2 separate regions of the Homo sapiens genome follow, and region 1 is linked to region 2. Evidence: chromatin contacts called from ENCODE Hi-C or POLR2A ChIA-PET data. All regions are on one chromosome and are shown on one strand. Each heading gives the region's core, a stretch centred on a gene start or an enhancer-like site at or near the end of the contact. The rest is flanking DNA. Distances are from core to core; before and after follow the strand shown. Region 1 has its middle 15 kb from the start of SNORD93. Region 2 overlaps STEAP1B (STEAP family member 1B).

The links. Hi-C counts contacts between places; a loop is a spot of excess contacts on that map. ChIA-PET counts read pairs that join two places held with the same protein, here RNA polymerase II (POLR2A). Pooled maps may share reads with other maps.
Region 1: a pooled map shows a loop between it and region 2 (2.9-fold over the local background). The contact joins two enhancer-like sites. A Hi-C loop is called at or near these places in 10 of 37 single-sample maps with no recorded cell type and 5 of 50 pooled maps. POLR2A ChIA-PET finds 5 or more read pairs at or near these places in 1 of 52 experiments (OCI-LY7).

What each region holds. Positions count from the first base shown.
Region 1 is chr7:22,870,001-22,874,156 of GRCh38, reverse strand. No RefSeq gene overlaps it. Among named protein-coding and RNA genes, the nearest start is that of SNORD93, 15 kb to the right of the region's middle. RefSeq lists an enhancer at 1,419-1,528. Within about 2 kb of position 1,901, at least 3 of the 41 ENCODE cell types and tissues checked have a DNase peak (open chromatin) inside an H3K27ac peak, as active enhancers do.
Region 2 is chr7:22,437,808-22,441,539 of GRCh38, reverse strand. The region is part of intron 4 of STEAP1B (STEAP family member 1B); the gene reads left to right. Among named protein-coding and RNA genes, the nearest start is that of STEAP1B, 61 kb to the left of the region's middle. Within about 2 kb of position 2,384, at least 2 of the 41 ENCODE cell types and tissues checked have a DNase peak (open chromatin) inside an H3K27ac peak, as active enhancers do.

The sequences.
Region 1 (4,156 bases), core at 652-3,151, 430 kb before region 2:
TCAGGAGTTTGAGAATGGCCTGACCACATGCAGAAACCCTGTTTCTACTAAAAATACAAAATTAGCTTGTTGTGGTGGCACATGCCTGTTATCTCAGCTACTTGGGAGGCTGAGGCAGGAGAATCACTTGAACCTGGGAGGTGGAGGTTGTGGTGAGCCGAGATCGCACCATTGCACTCCAGCCTGGGCAACAAGAGCAAAACTCTATCTCAAAAAAAAAAAAAAAAAAAAAAAAAGATTTATATTTCTTAATTCTGGCCAGTGATAAGCTTCCACTTTAAAAAAAAAATTCATTTTCAAGCGTAACTGTCAATTATCATTGATAATAAAGGTAAACACAATTTTTTAAATAATGGAGTTAAATGAAAGAATCTGGCATTTTTGCTTTTTCTCCCATTTGCAAAACTTGGATCATTCACATTGAGATATATACACGTTGCCAACTTAAAGCTGAAGATCTCATCCTACTCTCTATTTGTGCGGTTGGTACTCTGCTAGAAAATGTTTGTGAGCACGGATGGCCAAGATAAAGGAAGCTATTAAGGAGGAGTCTATAGAAATCATGCCTTGCAAAAACTGGGAACCCCTTATAATCATGATTTCTTTTAAACTACACTTATTTGGATGTACTCTGGTTCAAATAACAGCACCTAAAATAAGACAGCTATGTGGATAAAAGCCAAGTAACATGGTATCGTCCATCTCCGGGTGAAGAATAGAAAGTCTTCCTATTCTTTGTTAATTAAATTTTTTTTTTAAAAAAAGATAAAGCACAGAATTTATTACAATTAAAAAATCTTGTAAATATATCCTTCGATGATGGTGGAATAGTTAAGATAATAAGCTTCATAGTCACACTGCTTGGGTTTGAATCTCAGCTCAGCCATGTGCCCTCTCTGTGACTTTGAACAAATAAAATCACCTATCTGTGCCTCAGTTTCCTAACTTGTGAAAGGGAAACACTATTGACCTGTAAGAGTTGTTGTGAGGATTGAAATGAATAGATGTAGAAAGCTTAAAACTATCGCCTGGCACAGAGTAAGTGTTCAACTAATTCTGTCCTCTACCCTCCTCTTGTCACCTTTCTCCCCGACAAACATGTTGGTTATAATAATGGCTGTTAGTACTATTATAGTTGTTAAGATAATGGGTTGTGTTGGGAAAGAGTGCTGAGATGGGAGTTAAAATAATTAGCTACAAGTAACACAGTCTGTCTGTTTCTCAGTTTATTTATGTTAATTGTCCATGTTCCAATAGAATTGATCTTGAAGGTCTTTTCCTGGTTGCAAATCCTATGGCTAATCTATAGTTAAACCCAAAGGGATCTTTCCTGTTTTCACCATAACTGCATGGCTAGCAAATCTAGCAAATGCATGATGTTAAATTCACCAGAAGGAAGGACTCACCCATTAAGTTGCAATGTTTCCTTCCTCTCACTTACAGGGATGAATACCAACAGTCCGGCAGGAGGACCAGATCATCAATATATTTGCTCCCCTGTCTGTGGGTCAAGTGATGACATGGGCATCTCACGTGATCAGTTGTTGTTTCATTCTTGGATGGAACTTTGTTTCACTTCTTGTAGTTTCTATTTCTGTCCAGGGTTTATCAGCTAGTTCGCCAATTGGCTATACGACCCCAGCAATACACAGTAGGGCACCTCCTAGAAAGGCAACAGGAGGCTGTGAACATTGAAAGTTATGCAAACTCAGAGGGAGTTCCTGTTCTTTTCTTCTCCTTTATGTCAGTGTTTCTTTCCAGAACTCTTCTTTCCAGAACTCTTGAAAGTTCTGATCATAATCTGATCACAATCTCAACATTTTATCTGCAAATGTGCCTAGAAACAGTGACAAATGAGAGGGCTCCAGCTGTGCCATTGGTCATGCAGTTCATATGGCTGATCTTATTGGTGGGGGCAGGCAGGGCTGCCTTATACACAGGTTGTGCACTGCATAACTCTGGGGACTCCATTCAGAGAGACTAACACCCCCATGGGACTGTGCAGTATACAACGTGCACAACCTATCCCACGGTCCTGGGGGGCGATTACTCCTCCAATCTCACTTACGAACATCCTCCCCAGAGATACTAGAGAGGCAAGTGTGTCACAGTATGAGCTGCTCTTTGGTCAAGACAATATGATGAATTGGTCATTTCTGTTATCAACAGTATTTTTTTTAAATCAGAAATTCCCAAGCAGTATAGTGGGAATAAAGGGAAGGGGGCCTTGCCAGTAGATATGACCTCATTCTCCCAAAGAAAGAGCCAACACTGCATACTGACTATATTGCCCATCTGCCTGGTACAGCACAGTCCAGGAATTGCTTCTGCTCTGTTTCTTTTTCTGTACTTCTTATAATTAATTCTCTTTTCTCTCAAGTTATTTTGCAATTAAAGTCCACCAGATCTCACTGCATAAATAAAATATATGTATTTGGAGAGATAGATAAGTAGAGATACATATTTAGATGAGGGATGAATAGATAGATATGCAAGCAGATAGATGGATAGATAGAGTAAACTATATCCTTCCCCTCTGTGGCTATTACCTGTGTGACCATGCAAGGTTAGTTTATTCACATTCTGTCTCACTATCTGTAAATTAAGGACAACAAAAGAAGTGATATCATAGGGATGTTGTGACAATTAAATAAGATAGTTTATGTAAAGCCCTATTTTACTCCCTGGCATATAGTAAAACTTAAGTCAACATTAGCTATTTTGTTCATTGTTGTCATTGTGACCTTTTTAAAAACTGTTCTGGCAATACATTCATTTCTGCAATTAAGAGCCTAATCCTTCCCACACTTCTTGGTCTACAATGGATCTGGCCCACCTGCCCCTTTGTCCTCCCTCCACAGTCCTATTTGGTTCCTCTAGTCCTTTGCAGGATTTGTCTTAATTTGCACTAAATACCCCTCACAATGGTGTGTGTATATATTTTATTTTATTTATTTATTTTGACACAGAGTCTCACTCTGTCACCCAGGCTGGAGTGCAGTGGCATGATCTCGGCTCACTGCAACCTCCGCCTCCTGGGTTCAAGCGATTCTCCTGCCTCAGCCTCCCGAGTAGCTGGGATTACAGGCACATGCCACCACGCCGGGCTAATTTTTGTATTTTTAGTAGAGACAGGGTTTCACCATGTTGGTCAGGCTGGTCTCGAACTCCTGACCTTGTGATCCACCCACCTCGGCCTCCCAAAGTGTTGGGATTACTGGCGTGAGCCACTGTGCCCAGCGGTTATATATTTTTAATCTGCTTATAATCATTGTCTATTCTATCCTGGAAGACTGAAAGGTGTTTAGCTTTTTTTCACATAAGTATCTGTTTCTTCAGAATAACCAAAGGAAGTATCTATCACTGTTTCCTGGGGCTCATGACTGAGTTCCAAGCATGTGGCATTTTATCTTCTACAAAATGTGTCCTCCTCTTCCTCCTCCTTTCAGTGTCATCTTCCTGGCTTGACTATGTTTTAGTTTGGGTTCTCTCAAAAGTAATCCTGGAGACAAAGATTTGGGGGTGAAAAGTAATCTATTAATATTTGGAAGATGATCCCAGGAAGCATGGTGAGAGAATGGGAAGTGAGACAGAGAAGGAGAAAAGCCAATAAAACTTATGTTAATATATAGGTTACCGCTGATGGCCACTGGGGTCAGTCCTTCTGGGGACCTTATGAGAGACTGTGTAGGACATACTTCAGAACTGTCCCACCAAGGCCCAAGGAAACTAGGATGTTTATCCAGCAACTCTTGTCTGTCCTTGGTTGAGAGCTGTTCTCAGGGCAACTTACAGCCCACCCCTCATGTTCCTATGGCTGGAGAGGGATCTTCAGGCAAAGAGACACAGGTGCTTTGGGTAGGAGGCCATCAGTGTACACAGGAGTTGTCCAACAAAGAAGCAGATGAGACTGGGGATGGTTGAGGGGAGATGAACAGGCACTGACTTAAAGCTTGTTTGGATTTTGTTTTGGGTGAAATGGACTGTTGGGAAATTAATGATGGATTCGTCTACAAGCCTAGGCCTTTGGAAAAGCCAAAGGACCACAAGTTTAACCTTGAAGAACAGACCACAAACACAGGTTTTCCTTTTCACCTTTTTTTTTTTTTTTTTTTTTTGAGACAGAGTCTCGCTCTGTCACCCAGGCTGGAGTGCA
Region 2 (3,732 bases), core at 1,135-3,634:
AGAAATGAGCAAACTTCGCTTCTTACATTTGCGACTTTGTCTCACAGACTGTAATTGAATTACTTTACCTCTTCCCCATCTCAATTTTCTCATCTGTAAATGGGGGTAATTAGAATGTTCAACACAGAGGTTAATGAGGATTAAAATAGTTCAACAGTGCCTGGCGCATGGTAAGGGCAACTGAAGGGATACAGAGTCAGGAAATTGAATCCATGCTCTCAAGGAAGTCCAATAGGGTGGGAAAGAATGATGCATAAACAATCTGACACAGGCTGCTGTGAGCTGTGGCCAGGGTAAACCTAGAATTTATCCAACCTGGGACACTTGAGATAGGAAGGGAATACTAAAATAATACAAATTATGGAGTTTTTGAAACTAGGAATTGACTAACAAATTAATTCCAGCATAGTGGTAAATTATAAATAGTTACATTAAAAATATAAAAATAAAACTCTTTTTAAAGATAGAAAATAACATTTTCTATTTAGAAAAAAATTTTTATTAAAAATATTTTAATGTCAAATATACTAAATATTAAAATATACAATTTAAATAAATTTTAATATATAATTTAACATATATTTTAATATTCTACTTTTTAAAATAGAATATTAAAGCACAATTTTTAAATGAATAATTTTAAATTAAGAAAATATAAGTGGAATAATTATTAGTATATAGTCACATAGTATAATCAGTTTCTTAGTCATATCTACCTGTAATGCAGTATGTCACTAGCATATTTGAAGAATGTTATTTCAGTGTCTTTTGCTTTTAATTTTTCTATTTTTTAAATTCCTTTTCTAAGCCACATTCTGAAAACAAGCTTTTAATTTTTTAAATAAAACTGTCTGCCATATTATTTTTGTAATTTGTGATTAATAAACTTGAAATTGACCTTTTTTGTGGTCCAAAATATTTTTAGTTGAGAAAATACTCTCTCTACAGATGCTGAATTATTTAGTAAGCTAAGAGCAAATGCGGCTAAATGGGGAGTATTCTCAATTTTAACATTTTTATATTGAATTGTGTTAATATTTCAGCCTGAATAACTTTACAGGGTATGTATTTGGCCCCCATTTATCTTTATTCAACAAATATTTTTACAAGATACCCCATCAGATATTACAAAATACAGCTTGTCAAATAATTTCTACCTAAGATTATTCTTTTGAATGTTTCACCCAAGTTAAATGTTGTAAAATTGAAGGACTTTTAATTATATTCCATTTCAGTACAGAATAGAAATTGATCCAATTAAAAGTAGAAACTTCATCAAAAGATCCTTCCCACAAGTCAAGGTAGCATATACCTCTGAGCTCCCACAGTTTAATTTGTTAATTTCCCCCCTCGATCTGGTAGAAACAATTTCAAATTGTCCCTAAGTAAGCTCGTTTTAGATAATTGTAATTCATAAAAAGCTCCACAACCTGAAATTTTTGTACTCCATTTATTGAATAATTTATCAAAATATTCCAATTAATTTTCATCAAAATGCAACCAACATTTAAAGAATTATTTCAAAAGGCGTAGGCTGATTTGCCAAGTAGTTATTTAAAGGCTCAAATGTTTCTAAAATCAGATTACTGATGAGCAACAGAAAATGTGTACGCCCAAGCTGAAGTTTCTATTGTTATTGTTGATGCATGAGGTTTTTTCATTTGATTGATACTGGTGTTTTATTGGGGTGTAGAGGGTGGTTGGATACTTCATATAAGCTCTGCCACAAGAATTTCATACTATAGTTACCTTATATGTAGAAATATTTGTAATTTTTGATGATGATAGTTTCTATTTCCTTTAGTGGAATATCAATCACAGTGGATTGGACACATTTATGAATTATGTGCCCACAATCACTTCCAAGTTCTGGTCTGTTACTTTATGAATTTAGTAAGAACATTATTTTTCCATGAACCTGTGCTCCCCCAAAATTTTGTATTCCTATTACTACTATAAAAACATGTCTTCAATATTGACCTTTTGAACAATATGGAACTTTTGAACTGAATTTATAGCAGCAGTCCCAACAATGTCAGACGTTTTACCTGAGAATAAGCTTCCAAAAGTTTTACTTTGATTTCATGACTTGTATGAAAAAAAAAAAATCTTCATTGGAACTAGCTGATAATCTGAAGTATCAGGATTCTAATAGCAAAGGGCTTCATACAGCTATGTGGCAGCTCTTTTGCTAATGTAGCCATCACATGTGCAGGTATCAGTTCACTTTTTGTATGTACGGACTTGGAATAAGAATAGTCAAAATTAATTTAAAGAATTATTGTTTGATCTAGATGAAAAGTCATGCTTCACAGGATGATATGTAAACACACCTTCTGCAGCTGCACAAGTGAAACTGTTTAGGGGCACGGCATTCTTAAAACAGTTCTGATGTGTGAGGTAGAAGCTGGTGCTTCTTTAGTAGATTAGGGTCTGGTTTTCACGTGGTTAGTGATATCACCAGGACCCCCCATGTTGGATAGTAAATGTCATCAAACATTTACTATCATTTACAAGTTACATATTGGCCAGATTTCTTATTACATGGAAATTCAGTACTTAGTTTTTCATTTAACATGCACTTTTTTTTGTTTTATTCAGCTGCTGCTGAAAACATTTATTACCAAATAAAAATGTCACCAAATAATAAAATAGTTGAGATTTTATCCCATTTTATAAATGAAGGAGAGTATTCAGTTTTCTCATTATACACTTATCACAGGGCTTTTAATTCCCACATACTTTACACAGGCACCAAATGTATCATTTCTTTTCATTTTCTAGGCTATACTGACTGGAAGCCTGGTAGCTTTGTGCAACTTTCAGGCCACTAAACTGGCCAAGACACAACTGGTAGGCACACCAAATTTCTGGCAGGAGCAGCAGTGTGGAATCCATTTCCCACCACCTTCCAAGACTAGGAGTTATATATACTTCATTTTATCAGCAGCCAGCCCTTCAAAGGGAAATGTTAGCTCTCACATGTTTCAGCTTCATCTAGAAAATCTCAATAAAAAAGACAAGTTATTGCTGATCATCTTTCAGATTTAAGCATGCATGAAAGTGAGAACCTTGTTCCCTGCTCATACATCTTACATACTTGCAGACCAGACCATGGTAGAAGCTGGAAGTACAAAGTGGACATCTACCAAACTTACTCCAATTATTTTAATGCAATCTTCACTAACAGTATTATGTAGAAAAATAAAACATGTGGGACAAGTGCGAAAAACTGCATAGGACACCAAGCATATACTGGAAGTATTTCAGGAGAAGCAGTGCGTATGACTTTGTTGGCCATGGGAGAGCTCAGGATGCTGTTCCTTGGGAAGGGAACCCAACAACAACAAGGGAAGAAAACGTGGGGGAGTTTCTCGGGACAGGAAATACCTGAGCAGAACCTTAAAAGATGGGTTGAAAATTGTCAGGTAAAGTAAAAACCTTCTGCACAGCAAAAGAAACGATCGACAAAATGAAAAAGAAACCTATGGAATGGAAGAAAGTATTTGCAAATCATATACACTGATAAAGGGTTCATGTCCAATGTATGTTAGAGTGTGCCTACAACTCAATAATGAAATAACAAAATCTGATTAAAAAATGAGCAAAGAAAATGAATAGACGTTTTCCCAAAAAGATGTACACTTGACCAATAGATATATGAAAATATGCTCAATAATCACGTCACTAATTATCAGAGTTACGCAAATTAAAACCACAGTGAGATATTAC